Linked DNA regions of Homo sapiens: region 2 is linked to region 1. The links are chromatin loops, found by intact Hi-C in ENCODE. Cell type or tissue: ovary. All regions are shown on one strand. Links, peaks and the distances in the headings refer to the core of each region. The heading gives the core; the rest is flanking DNA.

The links. Peaks named below come from ENCODE experiments on the same cell type or tissue, not always from the same donor. Only the 100,000 strongest peaks of a DNase experiment are listed, where the experiment ranks them.
Region 2: it touches region 1 in a loop (2.7-fold over the local background); 1 of 110 quality-filtered maps calls a loop at or near these places.

Annotation. Positions count from the first base shown.
Region 1 is chr2:200,034,794-200,043,142 of GRCh38, reverse strand. All of the region lies in intron 1 of LOC124906112 (a long non-coding RNA gene), which reads left to right. Among named protein-coding and RNA genes, the nearest start is that of MAIP1, 83 kb to the right of the region's middle. In ovary, for the core only: no CTCF peak of the experiment used is centred there; a DNase peak (open chromatin) is centred at 3,173.
Region 2 is chr2:200,101,579-200,109,927 of GRCh38, reverse strand. All of the region lies in intron 1 of LOC124906112 (a long non-coding RNA gene), which reads left to right. Among named protein-coding and RNA genes, the nearest start is that of MAIP1, 150 kb to the right of the region's middle. In ovary, for the core only: no CTCF peak of the experiment used is centred there; no DNase peak of the experiment used is centred there.

The DNA of each region.
Region 1 (8,349 bases), core at 134-8,133:
GGTCATGTTGTCAGCCCAGTCACCAAGAAGCAGGGTCTGGTAGCAGAAGAAATCAGATGATCACAGACATAACTGCCAAGAGAATGACTAAGAGACAATCAATCCTTCCACTCTGTGATTTGCTACAATCAATAATCATAAAAGCAATATAAGCATTTACATTTCCCTATTGACCACATTTGATTTTTAGGCAAAAAGTTGTCTTTCTCATTTTTTATTATTTTAAGAGCATATTAAATTAATTTTCATAACCTCAATAATAATTGATTCAAAACCTGGGTTTTAGCCATATGAGCTAAGACAAGTTGTTTAACTTCTTGTTTATGATTTTTCATCTGTAAAATGAAGGCCTTTGATTGTATGATCTAAGGAACTGGAAAGAAGACAATCCAAAAACAGAGAAAAAGAAGGCTGGGATTCAATGTTTGCCATAAATGACTTTTAAATCTGCCAGTGGATAGTAGGGGTAGACTGTGCTCACAACATCAAGCCACTGTCTCCTGTGTACTCTCCCTAATCCACCATGTTACTTAAGAAAAAGATAAAGCCTGGAACCAGAATTCCCTCTATATGAGTCAGGAGCTCTTTCAGGATCAAGTAACAGAAATCTAAGTCAGATTAGATTAATGGGGCAAAAAGAATTTACCAGTTCCTATAACTGTCAAGGGGTGCACACTGCACTAGAGGAAAAGCTTCAGGAACCAGGATCTCAGAAACTCTAACTGGGGACTCAAAGCTACAGAGAACTGTCTATTTTGTTCACTGCTATCTCAGCTTCTCTTTGCTTTTTTGGTCTCAGGATTTTATAACAAAGAGTGTGGCTGCCACAAACCTCATGTTAGAAACCACAGCCCAAAGGGCATATTTCCACCCCAAGAAATGACTCTGGCCCTGGTTGGGTTGTATGATGTGGACCAGTCTCTATTAGAATGAGAATTGGTCACATATTTAGTCCTGTGGCCAGGGAGATGGTATCTGTTAGCCAAAAAAAAAAAAAAAAAAAAGGAAGTAGATGAGGAATAGGGTTGCCAGACTTAATAAATAAAAATACATCGTAATTTAACCTGGCAACTCTAGGTAGGAGAGCTTTCTACACAGGTAAACCTAATAACCACCACAGTTTCTACATTGTTTCCGCAAGCACTTGCCCGTGGGTTATTCACCATTTTGCTCATATAGTGGGCAGATTCATGAGCAGACAGACAATGAATTTGGCTTAGCATTAAAGGTGGGGAGTATTTACTAAGTCTTTTTTAATCCTCCTTGAAAAATTCCTTCTTAGCTTTTCTTAAAGCTGCATGCCTCTTCCATAAGCTTATGGGATTTGAGAGTTTGAAGCATCTTAGTGGCTGTAAGGTTTGGATTCTATTAGTCACACAATCAGAAGCTGGCAGGAGACCTGGAGGTCCTGTCCAATCTTCTCATGTAATTTGTAACTTTGGGGTGCAGGGGGTAAACTGCCCAAGAATTTTATGCATGGCCATTTCTAGGTGACAGTCCTTAAGGACAATAAGTGTTACTGGAACGTAAGGCAAGAGGGAGGAGAGGAAAGAAATAAGGTTGGGGGGAGCAGTACCAAAGAGCTTTGACTAGTGGGGAGCCAGCAGTGGTCTTCAGTGGAGGAGTAAACATGATGAGGCTGAGTTTTAGACAAATCACTGTGGTGGTAATTTGGGAGGAGAAACCATGAGAAACAGGACTAGAGGGAAGGAGTTTGATGGGGAAGTAGTAGCATTGGTCCCACTGAAGGGCATTGAAGGCTTCAGTTGGAATAGTGGAGGTAGGGCGGGAAGGAATGGAGGGAAAAAAAGATTCATTTCAATAGTTCAGAGTGATAAGTGAGCAAGAATTGGTGACTGATACTATCCATGTTTAACTTCACTCCTGCTTTTAGCCTTAACCAGTGACATATCTTCAGTTTCTCCCACTTTTCAAGGACCTAGAGACAGCACACACATCAATTTTTTAAAGGCCATATTCAAGTATTTGCTGAAGATATTGCAAGATTGGCAAGTTCATCATGTTCTCACCATTTTAATGATATTTTCCAGTGAAAGTACTTCTCATACATCTGTCCTCTTAATGTTTATTTTTACTGTGGGAGTTACGTATGCAAGGATCATTCTACCATGGTGTCAGTTTAAGTGATCTTTAGAAACAATGAAACTATCCAAATTCATTACTTTAGGTTATATGATTCCTACTTTCACTGTATCTCCAGCATGATGAGGTGGGGAAAGTACTGGATCAAATGTTAGCTGACGTGTGCCTGGCTTGCATCTCATTTCCATGGGTCAGCTGAATGACCACAGACATGGGACAGAACCTCAGATTCCCCACCTGCAAAATGAGGGAGCATGCGCCAGCTGATCTTTCAGAAGTCTTCCAAATCTATTATCATCAGATTCATTGGCCAGGAAAATTATAATTGAGATCATGAAAAAATGGTGACCTTTCACTGAATGTGACCTCTTGTGAAGTAAGCAGCAATCTCAAATGCAGGTTAAAATCCTAGGCTTTGGAATCCAGCAGACTTGCATTTGAATCCTGGTCCTGTCATTTTGCATCTTCCTCCCTAAGCTTCGGTCTTCACCAAAGAAAAGAAATACCTACTTCATAGTGTCATTGTGAGGTAGGTATTTCCCCATGCATGGGGAGCTTTCTACCCAGGGCTGAGCAGCTAATAAATACTCCATACATGGGAGCTTGCACTGCTGTTGGGAGCATGGGAGCATAGCTAACATGCTGCATCATAAACTGGGTCAATGCAGAACTAAAAAAATTGTCCTAATCATTCATTCATTTGTATATTCATTAAATTATTCATTCAATACAAACTACATTTGCCCAATAAATATTTGCATGGGCATACAAATAAGCATGGCCTCTGGCTACAGACTTCCATCAGGCATTTTTTATATTCTCACTTTCTGGCTTCCCCTAAAGTGCTGGGGTTGCAAGAATGAGGAACATTTCAGAATGGTTATCATTATGCTATCTTTAAAAGTAACAAGCTCCTGGTTTTAATTAATCTTGGTCCCTGACTTTTTCATGAAAAGAAAAGTCAGTGAGCTCATGCTGTGGTGTCTCTTTCCAGAGCTGATGTGGTTAGTCGTTCTCGTGTGAAACTGCCAAAGGCAGACTGGGTTACTGTCCTATGGAACATCTGCACAGTGTTTATCATTTTGGCATTTGAGAACTATGTAAATACGTGCAGACCCGTGACAACCTCAGGATTTTGTTTCCAAATGCGCCATCAATGAATAACGGCCCAAATGAGCAAAATCATCTGGGCAACAATTTGGGTGGAGAGTAAGGCTGGGAATTGCAATGTGCTTCCAAGTGCTCTGGGGGTAAAAATCTTTTCCTATCATTGCATAACAATAAAGTCTTTGGGAGCACAATAATGTGTAGAATGGCTTTAGAATCAGACAACTTGCATTTGTTCTGGAAGCACATATTTAAATCTGGCCTAGGATCATTACTGACAGAAGCAACTTTCTTGATTAAGTCAGTCCCATGAAGGAACAAACATCTTTATTACAGAGAGCACCTTCTCCTACTAATTTTCACCTTAGCAGCAAAGGCCAAATTCCCTCAGCTGAGCCACAGCTCTCAACTCAGAACTCAGTGCCTCCATCTCACCTGCTGGTAATTGAAGATAAATTCAACTTGTGCTGCCTCTGTTAGTGCCCGAGTGGTTCTCTCCTTTCACATAACTCAATCATTTGTCTTCAACTGGTATCTTAGAGATGTGCAAAGGCACTAAGGCAATTATTTTTGACTGTCTCCTAGAACTCAAGAAACTCCTTTGTAGAAGGCTGAAACCATGCCTGGTCATTTAGTCTGCCTAGACTTAAAAAGACATCAAATACAAATAAATTCTGGGAAATAAATCAACTTTAGGCCTTTTTTTTACTGCTGAAGGCTTAAATTAATTCCCAAAAAGGCTAATTACGTCTTTCTTTGCTCAGTAGTTGGGCTTAATAATAAGCACCAAACATATGGCAGAGATTGGGCTGCAGAATCCATCATGGCCTTCTGTTCAGCAGCAAGGGGAGGTCTTAAAGGAAATTACATACAGAAAGCTTGTACGTGTTAAACATTGTAGTACCCATTATTGCTGGAAACAATAACTGCTAACCTGGCTTCTAAATTTCTTTCAATTCACTAGTAATCAAAGAAGTGTAATGTGAAATATAAGTTGAGCATCCCTAATCTGAAAATCCACAATTCTGTATGCTCCAAAATCGAAAGCTTTTTGAGTGCTGGCAGGACACCACAAGTGGAAAATTTCACACTTGACCTCATGTGGTGGGTCCCAGAAAACACTGTCAAAAGTTCGTTTCATGCACAAAATTATTTAAAATATTGTACAAAACTATGCTCAGGCTCTGTGTACAAGGTGTATATGAAACACAAATGAATTTCATGTGTAGACTTGGGTTCCGTCCCCAAGATATCTCATTATGTATTTGTAAATATTCCAAAATCCAAAACAATCCAAAATCCAGAATATTTCCGGTCCCAAGCATTTCAGATAAAAGATACTCAACCTGTACACTAATAATCTATTTTTATTTTTTGTTGTTTTGTTGTGTTTTTTGAGACTGGGTCTTGCTCTTTTGTCCAGGCTGGAGTGCAGTGGTGTGATCATAGCTCACTGTAGCCTTGAAATCTTGGGCTCAAGCGAGTCCCCCACCTCAGCCTCCCATGTAGCTAGGACTACAGGCACACACCACCATGCCTAGCTAATAATAATAATAATAATAATAATAACACTTTTGTAGAGATGAGGTCTCCCTATGTTGCTATGTTGCCCAGGCTGTTTTGAACTCCTGGCCTCAAGTGATCCTCCTGACTTGGTCTCCCAAAAGACAGGGATTATAGGCAGGACTGACCTCTGAACCCAGGCACTAAGGCTCCCAAGCACACCCACCCATTTCCAGCCTCTATTTTTCAACTATCAGATTAATAGTGATTTTTAAATAATGATAATACTGGGGATAATTTGATAAAATAAGTATATTTATACCTTATGTTGAGAGTCTAAATTTGGACAATCTTTCTGAACAGCAATTTTAAAACGAAAGGTAAAAAGGTTACAAGTATTTACTCAGATGTTTTGATCCAGTCACTTTATTCCTAGAAATCTCTCTGAAGGAAATAGTATAAACCATAGACAGAATGTTAATTGTAACATTGTTTATAACACCAAAATATGCAACGAGAGAATGATTTTTAAACTATATACATCTACCATATTCTATGGCACATTATGCAGCCATTAAAAATTATGTTGACAAATATTTTCAAAGGCAGAGGGGAAGTGAAAATAGGATACAGAACAATGGATACACCATGACTTTGACTGTGTAAAATAATATATCACACACATATTGGAGATAAAAACATATTACTTTTAAAACTGCAGCAGTCAACCAGGTGTGGTGGCTCACGCCTGTAATACCAGCACTTTTGAAGGCCGAGGCCGGAGAATTGCTTGAGCCCAGGAGTTTGAGACCAACCTGAGCAACATAGCGAGACCCCTTTTCTACAAAAATATTTAAAAATTAGCCAAGTGTGGAAGCATGTGCTTGTGGTCACAGCTACTTGGGAGGCTGAGATGGGAGGTTGTTTGAGCCCAGGAGTTCAAGGTGCAGTGAGCTGTGTTCATACCAATGCACTCCAGCCTGGGTGACAGAGCAAGACCTTGTCTCAAACACACACAGACACACACACACACACACACACACACACACACACACACACACACACACACACACACACACACACACACCAGCAGCAGTTTCTGTATTCCAGGGAAAAAGTGGAAACTTGTGTGTCTTAGGGGTTTGGGGGAGAGAAAATGCCTAGACAGCTGGCGTGCGCGCACACACACACACACCAGCAGCAGTTTCTGTATTCCAGGGAAAAAGTGGAAACTTGTGTGTCTTAGGAGCTTGGAGGAGGAGAAAATGCCTAGGCAGCTGCCCTTGGGGAAGCTCTGAAGTAGCAGAATAATCCAAAGCCAATTGTCAAAAGTATTCTATTGAATATTACTAAAGTCAACCTGTATTGGCAGTGTCAACCTCTGCAAGCTCCTCCATGCATTCACATCACAGTATTTATGGAGCCCTCATTATGGGTCAAAGCACTGGGCCAGGAGAAGGGAGACTGTAACAAGCAACATAGACACAATTCCTGCCTTCACAGAGCTTATAGTCTGACTCGGTTGTCATCATCATGCTGTCTACTGATACTATTTCCTTGGTAGTAGCAACCAGTCGAGATTTCAGAAAAGAGATGTCCAGTAAGATATGTGTGGCTGATGAACACCAGACACAGCAATGTCAGATACCCAGTTGTAGTTCCCTTTCCCACACTGAAATTCCCTCGTATGACCCTCAAGACATTTAAGGCCTGTTAAACAGGGCCAGGCACAGTAGCTCACACCTGTAATCCCAGCACTTTGGAAGGCTGAGGTGGGAGAATTGCTTGAGCCCAGAAGTTTGAGATCAGCCTAGGCAACATAGTGAGACCCTGTCTCCAAAAAAATTAAAAAATTAGCCGGGCATGGTGGCTTGCACCTGTGTTCTCAGCTACTTGGGAAGCTGAGGTGGGAGGATCACTTGAGCCCAGGAGTTTGAGGTTGCAATGAGTTATGATCTTCCACTGCACTCCAGCCTGGGTGACAGAGTGAGAACCTGTCTCTAAAGTAAAATAAAATAAGTTTGTTAAACAGGACTGCCTGTGCTAGCTGAGCTATGGGGAATAATAGGAGGGCAAGTCCCCACACTCTTCAGCAGAGCAGGTGTAAGGAAGCAGCAGGACCCTGGAGAAGACCCTCAAGAGGTGCTGAGTCAGAAGACAGGGCAGTCCAGAGCAAGGGGGGAGGACAGGAGCCAAGATGGGCTGGTGCGATGTGCAGCCTTACCCCAAGGACTCTCAGAAATAGATAAGGGACTGGCCCTCCTTCATTCACCATGAGTGGAGTACGTGTCATTATTGTTGTAACATTAAAGGAAAGGCTGGAAAACATATGAAGGATCTCTAGAGCACACAGAAAGGGAAAGAGATAGCTATAAAATCATGGAAAGAAATATACCAAATATGCCCAGGGGTAATTGGGTCCTAGACGGATTCATTCTTTCATCATTTTACATATATTATTATCACATGCACAAAATGTCGTTTCAAATGCACCTGCTCTCACCACACTCATGTCACACATGGATTTTTCTCCTACTCTGTATCTTCCTTCTTCTTTCTCATTGTTTTTTTCTTTTTCTTCCCTTCCTTCCTTTCCTCCTTTCCCTGCTTGCTCTCATCTCAGGTGTTGTCTTTCAGCTGCAGGTATAGCAACCTCTTTCTGTCATGACCTATCTTTGGGGTTAAAATAATGACATTGATCTTGCACTGTTCTAATCATTTCATGTGTATCAACTCCTTGAATCTATACAACAATCCTACTTGGTAGTAAGGTCACTATCCCCATTTAGCAAATTAGGAAACTGAAATCCAGAGATGTTAACCAACCTGCCCGGACACACTGGTAAAAAGCAGGACTGAGCTCTGAACCTGGACACTGAGGCTCCCAAGCACACCCATCCAAGCCACCTCGCTGCACAGCTCCGGGAAAGCATAGAGGCCACCAACTACAACTCCTGCCCCAAGACTGCTCAGCATCTCAGCTTTTATATGAAATTGAGGGCACAATGGCTGGGGTCCTGAGCCCAGTTATTTCACAAGTGGTGCGACACAAATACAGCTTAGTGCCTTAGAGTCCTATCAGGTAGCCATCATGCCACACCCTCACGGACAGAAAGGCAGGTCACAGGATTTCACTACTTAGCCGTGTGATCCTGGATATGTTCCTAAAGCTTTCTGAGCCTTGTTTTTCAATCCACAAAACGGGTATCCAGTCGCTACCTCATTAGACAGTATTGTATATTCTTACCACAATACCTAGCACATAGTAAGTTCTTAATAGCAGTAGCTATTTTTCCCACCAGTCATTGGCAAACTGCTTGTTAGAGGATTCATTTGTCCTTATGTAGCTTATACTCTAAATGGTACACACCAGGGGCTCAGCAAACTACAGCCCACAGGTTAAATTTGGTTGACTGTTTTTGTAAATAAAGTTTTATTGAAACACAACCATACACATTTGTTTACATATTTATTATCTTTTCATGTTATAATAGCAGAATTGGCTAGTTACAACAGAAACCATTTTCTTTAGGTCTGCAAAGCTTAAAATATTTATTCTTTGGTTCTTTACTGAAAAAGTTGGTCAACTCCTGCTATAGACAGATGTACTTACTAGATGAAGTATCAAAACAAATA
Region 2 (8,349 bases), core at 102-8,101, 67 kb before region 1:
GAGCCCAGGCTCCGTCTGATGAAAGCCCAGCTTCTCCCACTGCTCCGTGCAGGTTCACAGATAACTAAGCCCCTGCTAATTTATTAGACCCTCATTCTGAAATTTTGAAATTCATTAGTCTAATTTTCTGCCATACAGAAGTGAACATACTTGCCTTCTTTTTCAATATATCCTCTCTTATAGAATAACAAGTCCTATTGGCTGTGGGTCTCAGTGGGGGAGAAGTTTATAACACAGGCATTTCAGCAACTGTGTAGCATTGGAGATTTTTCTTTTGGAGAGGTGCCACATCTTTTTGAGTGATGAGATGGTAGGGTGTAGTTTGAAAAAAAACAGGAATTTTTACTCTTCCCTTTTCTCTCTAGTATCAACTGCTGTCACCAGTGAAAACCAGCTGCCCGGAACCTTCACTCCCTTCCTCGCCACAAAAAGCTACCAGTTATCATTCAATCAAACGTCAAATCAAAGGTTTACTATACCCTTATGAGAGATGATAAGTATCAAAAAAGTTTTAAAAATGAGCATTTCTTTTGAGCCAATATTTTATTTCTATGATTTTTACTAGGAAATAGTCATAAATTTACTTATAAGGACAGTCAATTGCAATATAAAACATTTAAAAATTTAAGTTAAAAAGTATCAGACCAGGTGCAGTGGCTTATGCCTATAATCCCAGCACTTTGGGAGGCCAAGGCAGGTGGATCACCTGAGGCCAGGAATTTGAAACCAGCCTGACCAACATGATGAAACTCCATCTCTAGTAAAAATTCAAAAAATTACCTGGGCATGGTGGTGCATGCCTATAATCCCAACTACTTGGGAGGGTGAGGCATGAGAATTGTTTGAACCTGGGAGACAGAGGTTGCAGTGAGCCGAGATTGCACTCCAGCCTGGGAGATAGATCGAGACTCTGTCTCAAAAAATATATATATCAATAAAATATACCATATAATATATAGTATTTTTAAATAAAAATAGCAGATAATTCATATATGTATATGAGTGTATATATATGAGTATATATATATGAGTATATATATGAGTATATATATATATATATATGACTATATATATATATATACACACAGTTGACCCTTGAACAACACTGGGGTTAGAGGAACCAGCCCTCATACAGTCAAAAACCTGTGTATAACCTTTGACTCCCCCAATATGTAACTATTAACCGCCTACTCTTGACCAGAAGCCTTACTGATAACATAAAGAGTCGATTAATACATATTTGTATGTTATATATATTAAATACTGTATTCTTACAATAAAATAAGCTGGAGAAAAGAGAATGTTCTTAAGAAAATCATAGGGAAGAGAAAACATATTTAGTATTCACTAAGTGGAAGTGGGTCATCATAAAAGCCTTCATCCTCATTGTCTTCACGTTGAGTAGGCTGTGGAGAAGGAGGACAAGAAGGGTTGGTCTTGCTGTCTCAGGGGTGGCAGAGGCAGAAGAGGTGGAAGAGGTGAAAGGGGAGGCAGGAAAGGCAGGCATACTTGATGTAACTGTTACTGAAAAATCTCAGCATATAAGTGGACCCTCACAATTCAAACCTGTGCTGTTCCACGGTCGACAGTAATTTTAATTTAATAGACTTTATTTTTTAGACCAATTTTAGGTTCACAGCAAAATTGAGCAGAAAGGACAGAGATTTCCCTTATATCTCTTGCTCTCCAACTTACAGCCAACACCACTATCAACATCCCACACAGCAGTGGTACATTTCTTACAACACAGGAACCTACATTGATGCACAATTATCAACCCAAATCCATAGCTTGCATTAGGATGCACTTTTAGCGTTATACATTCTATGGATTTGACAAATGTATATCCTGTGTATCTGTCAGAAATGTTAGAACCAGAGTGACTCCATCTTGAATAGGGGCTGGGTAAAATGAGGATGAGACCTGCTGAGCTTCATTCCCAGAAGGTTAGGCTTTCTTAGTCACCAGATAAGACAGGAGGTTGGCAGGACTAGTTTCACAAGATACAGGTCACAAAGGCCTTGCTGATAAAATGGAATATGCTAAAGAAGCTGGCAAAGCCCACCAGAACCAGGATGGCAACTAAAGCAAACTCTAGTTGTCCTCATTGCTCGTTATAACCCATTAGCATGCTGAAGTCACTCCCGTCAGCACCATTGACAGTTTAATGCCACGGCAACGTCAGAAGTTATCCTATATGGTCTGAAAAGGGGAGGAACCCCTCAGTTCTGGGAACTCCCTACCCCTTTCCTGGAAAACTGAGGAATAATCCATCCCTTGTTTAGCATTTAATTAGGAAATAACGCTAAGTATATTCAGCCCATGTTGCTGCTCTGTCTATGGAGTAGCCATTCTTTTCATTCTTTTATTCTTTTTTCTTCTTCCTCATCCTCTTCCTCTTCTTCTCCTTCTCCTTCTCCTCCTCCTCCTCCTTCTCCTCCTCCTCCTCCTCCTCCTCCTTCTCCTTCTTCTTCTTTTTTTTCCTGAGACAGAGTCTCACTCTGTTTCCCAGGCTGGAGTGCAGTAGCACAATCTCGGCTCACTGCAACCTCCACCTCCCAGGTTCAAGTGATTCTCTTGCCTCAGCCTCCCTAGTAGCTGAGATTACAGGCATCTACCACTGTGCCTGGCTAATTTTTGTATTTTTAGTAGAGACGGGGTTTCACCATATTGGCCAGGCTGGTCTCAAACTGCTGACCTCAGGTGATCTGCCCGCCTCGGCCTCCCAAAGTGCTGGGATTACAGGTGTAAGCCGTTGCGCCCGGCCCCTTTACCTTAATAAACTTGCTTTCACTTTACTCTGTGGACTTATCCTAAATTCTTTCTTGCACAAGATCTAAGAACCCTCTCTTCGGGTCTGGATCAGGACCCCTTTCTGGTAGCAAATCCACCATTGCAAAACAGTATATTTTTAAAATAGGAAAATATATGTTAAATGTTAATATTTGTATTTGGATGATGAAATTACAGAATAATAGACATGACGTTCTCACTGTATTTCTCACTATTGGTATACTTTACTTCACAATAAAACAATAGTTTTCAAGCATCTCTGCTTAGGTAGCAGAACTGAAAGCTAATGGGAAATCTTACCTTGACTGTTACTGGTAGATAGCGAAAGAAAGTGAGTCCAGCTAAAGAATTAGAAGCAGTTAGTTAGTAGTATAATTGATATTTTGAGGGGATAGCATATTTTTGCTGCCCTATCCTCTGTCTTCTAGTAGAAAGAAGAAATAGAAGAAGGCTTAGAGAGAGAGGATGCACTAGTACTACATGTGAATCATTTAATAGAAAAAAGATGTGATTATCCACACTAGTAGTTTGTGATAATCTGTTTATATCTTAATGGAGAGGATTGCCCCAGAAACCTTTCAGGTGTAAAAGAAAATGCAGTTATTCTTCAACTTGTGAAAATTCTAACTCTTGCAACACTTGGACTTATCTGCATTATTTTTAATATTCTTAGAGTCATTTCCTACTTGCTAGTCTGCCTTTGCTACAAGATCACATAAGAGATCACCTCATGGGGGTACTGTCTGCTGTCCAATACTAGCATTTTAACTATATTTGCTCTTTGTCTACTTAGCAGTGATCGTGGTTTTGCTGGCATAGTTTACCAATTTTGCACTTATTATTTTTTTAAAATGAGAGAAAATATAGGCATAAAAGTGTTGATATAATAAAATCAGGTCTGTATTCTATCTAATTGAAATAAAGATAGATATTTGTAATCAAAATCTATAACCTTATTTGAAAACTCATTGGACAAATCATTCAACTCAGCAATCATAGGTAAAGGAAAAGAATAAAATTAAAGAATGTGTATAAACAATTCAATGAGACAAGCAAAGCTATTAATGGCATAAGAATTAGAAAGGTTGAGGTAAAACTATTTGTTGACAATATGATTCTCTCTCTAGAAAACTCAAAAGAATCAATGGAAAAACTATTACAAACAATAAAAGAATTTAGTAAAGTAACAAATTATGAAAACCAACAATCATAAATTGATAACCTTCATATATATAAACAACCAGTTAGAGGATACAATGAGAAAGAGGATTCCATTTTGCAATAGCAAAGGAAAATAAAACAAAAACAATGATAAGCATAGATAACAAGAAATATCCAAACCACACATGAGAAAAACTATAACATTTTTCTTAGGGATCAAAATATAGACATAAGCAAATAGAAAAACATGTCATGTTTTTGGATAGGAAGATTCAACATCAGAAAATGTAAATTTTTCTTTAATTTTATAAATTCAGTACAGTTCACATAAAATTACTGATACCATGAGTATTTTTTGTCTGGAGCTGCTTCCAGTTGATTATAATGTACATTTGGAATAAGAAGAAAGAACAGCCAGAAAAACATTCAGAATGAAAGGCTATGATGGGGGAGGGGTATCCCTACTAAATATAATACATGCATAACATTACAGTAGATTGGAATGATCCTGTGCTTAACATTGTGAGGTGGTGGCTCATGAGTAGATAGGCACATCAATGAACAGATAGAAAACCCAATAATAGACTCAAATACATATAAAAATTAGTATATGACAAAAAACATGTAAAATTAGTGAAAAAAGATAAAATTTTAAATAAGAGGAGTTGTGATAACTAAACTGAAAAAGGTAAAATTGGATCAATTTTTCACACTGAAGCTAGAATAAATTCCAAATGGGTCAGAGATTTGTCTAAACAATAAAACCGTAAAAGTACTAGAATAAAATATGCATAAATGCTTTTATAGCTTGGAAAAGGAGAAAACTCTTTCTAAGTATGATTTGAAAACAAGCATCAACAAGGGGAAAAGACTAATAAATTTGATTACATATAGATAAAAGGTAAAAATGCTTCGCATGACAAAGTAAAATAACTAATAAAAAATCCACTAAAAACATACATCACAAGCAAAGTCAATGACAAATGATAAATCTGGAAAAACATTAGCAATTTATATCACAAAAATGGTTGGCACAAGTTGCAGTAAGCTGAGATTGTGCCACTGCACTCCAGCCTGGGTGACAGTATGAGTGAGACCCTGTCTGGGAAAAAAAAAAAGTTTGAAAAGCTGCAATATAGAGGAAGCCCTCGATAGCATATCTACCTCAGTCATAACCATAACAACTTTAATTTGAATATATATATATGTTCTTAAAAAGAGAAAAGTTATTTAAAGCTATTTAAAGCATCGTATTTTGACGGTAGAGGGATATATCTTATGGTCAAAAAATACTGCAAAGTAATCATCACATCCTTAATAATAATATTGTTTGGTTGTTTTAAAATATACACATGCTTATACTTTGTCTGGTTTCTTTTTTAAATTCACCCACAAAAATGTCACATACAGTGTTACAGGTAAGTTTTGTTAGATAGTCAAAGAACAGATAATTCTAATCTTACGTAAGATCTAAAAAGAAGAAAATTGAGAAATGCTCTCCCCTTTTATGCTGGACAGAATAATGGCCTTGCAAAGATATCTACATCCTAATTCCTGGAACCTGTGAATATCTGCCTTAGCAAAAGGACTTCACAGATATAATTAAGTTATCCTGGGTGATATCCAGGATAATTATCCTGAATTATTTAGGTGGATCCAGTGTAATCACACATGTCTTTCTAAGTAAAGGGAAAGTAGGAGAGTCAGAGAGAAGGGGATGTGACCACAGAAACAGAGCTCTGAGTCATGCGATTGCTGTCTGGAAGGGGACCATGAACCAAGGAATGCAGACAGCATCTAGAAGATAAAAAAGGCAACAGAAACAGATTCTCTCTGAGAGCCTCTGGAATGAACACAGCACTGATGACACCTTAATCTCAGCCAGTGAAATTAATTTTGTACTTCTGACTATGAGAACTACAAGATAATTAATCTGTGTTGCTTTAAGGCATTAAGTTTGTGGTAAATTACTACAGAAGCAATAGGAAACTAACACATTCCCTGTATCTTATAAAATATTAGCATAGCACTATTCACAATGGCCAAGACATGGAATCAACTGTGTACATCAACAGATGAATGGATAAAGAAAATGTGGTATATTCAACTCAGCAATCCTATTAATGGGTATGTAGCCAAAAGAAAACAAATCATTCTGCCAAAAAGACACATGCACTCACATGTTCATCGCAGTTCTGTTCATAATAGCAAAGACATGGAATCAACCTAGGTGCCCATCAACAGTCGACTGGATAAAGAAAATACGGTGTATGTATACCATGAAATACTTCACAGCCATAAAAAAGAATGAAATCATGTCATTTGCAGCAACATGGATGCAGCCGGAGGCCATTATCCTAAGCCAGTTAGCGCAGGAAAAGAAAACCAAATACTGCATGTTCCCACTTATAAATGAGAGCTAAACATTGGGTACTCGTGCACATAAAGATGGCAACAATAGAAACTGGGGACTACTAGAAGGGGGGGCAGGGGTTGGAAAACTAACAGTTGGGTACTATGCACAGTACCTGGGTGGTGGGATCATTTGTGCCCAATACCTTAGCATCATGCAATATACCCGGGGGGGAAAAAACGTACACATGTAACCTATAAATCTAAAATAAAAGTTGCAAAAAAGAAGAAAATGTGGTGTATATATATACAACAGAATACTATTCACCCATAAAAAAGAATGAAATCCTGTCATTTGTGACAACATGGATGAGCCTGGAGAACATTATGTAAGTGAAATAAGCCAGGGACAGAAAGACAAATACCAAATGTTCTCACTTGTATGTGGAAACTAAAAAAATCGATATCATAGAAGTAGAGATTAGAATAGTGGTTACTAGAGGCTGGGAATGGTTGGGGGTTGCAGAAAAAGTGGGTTACTCAGAGGTTGGTTAACAGACACAAAATTACAGCTAGATAGAAGGAATAAGTTCTAGTGCTGTATAGCATTGCAGAGGGACTATAATTTACAACAATTTATTGTTGAATGTTCCCAACATAAAGAAATGATAAATGCTTGGGGTGATAGATATGCTAATTATACTGATTCAATAATTATATATTGTATACATGTATAAAAATATCACATTGTGTGCCATAGTATGTACAAATATTATGTGTCAATTAAAAGTAGTAATAAAAGCAAAAAAAAAGAGGTTAGTGTAATTTTGATACCAAAATAAAAAACAGCATGAGAAAGAAAATAGATAAGCTGATTTCATTCTTAAGTATGTGAACACCCTAAATAAAACATTGGCAAAACAATGCTAGCAAGTATTTTTTTAATCATTATCAAGTTGGGTTTATCCCAGGCATATGAGGACATTTTATCATTAGAAAAGTTATTAAAGTTAAACAAAGTTATTAAAGTAATTAATTCATCACCATAACAAATTGAAGAAAGGTCACAAGATAACCTTTACAGGTAAAAAAGAATGCATTCAATAAAATTTAAAACACATTTATGATTAAAAACTAAAAACTCTTAAGCCACGATGGAATAATTAGCATCAGATTAGCTCTTTCATTTCAAACAACTATAAAACAGGGTGAATATATTAATTACTGTTTTCAGATGTTGGACCAAAGTGACAAATGACTGTGATCCTTGAGAAAAGAGAATGAAATTAGGCGAGCCCTACAATCACCTGCCTGAAGGCACTTTGCGGATTGTGGCATAGGTAGAGTGCGCTCGAATAGAGCACGGCAGTCTTGCTGAATTGGAGAGACAGATATTGGAGTTCAGGACCCTTGGAGTGGCTGGAATTTACAGAGCAGAATGCCAAAAAGGAGGGAGCTACAGCAAAAGGCCTAAATATTTACTTAGAGGATTCTCTGAGTTTTTGGCAGATATTAAGCTGCACATATGCAGAGACTCTACAAGCCTGAGCAAAAAAGAATGACCAGGGAAGAAATACTAGTGGAGCTACTAGTGAGCTGAACAGTGGAGCTCACAAAGGCCAGGAGGCATTTGAGTTCCAATCAGACAGAGTGACAAGGCTTCACTGAACCCATAGGGCATTTGGTAGAGACCCCCAAAGGAGCACAACTGACCCTAGCATAAAGGCTACACTGTACTTATCCTAACAAAACTTAAGGACAATTCCTAAAAATATCAAGTGAATTCATAAGAAACTAAATGCCCCCACAAAAACTCAACACTCTAAAAAAGACAACTATACTTAACAATGTAACATTCAAAATGTCCAGTATCTAATAAAATTAGTAAACGTGAAAAAGCAAGAAAATAGTACCCTTAACCAGGAGGAAATTCAGTTGACAGAAACAGACCCAGAAGTCATAGGATGATAGGAGTAATAGAAAAAGACTGTATAAATTGTTCAAGTATTTGAAGAAAAACATAAACATATTGAAGGAACAAAT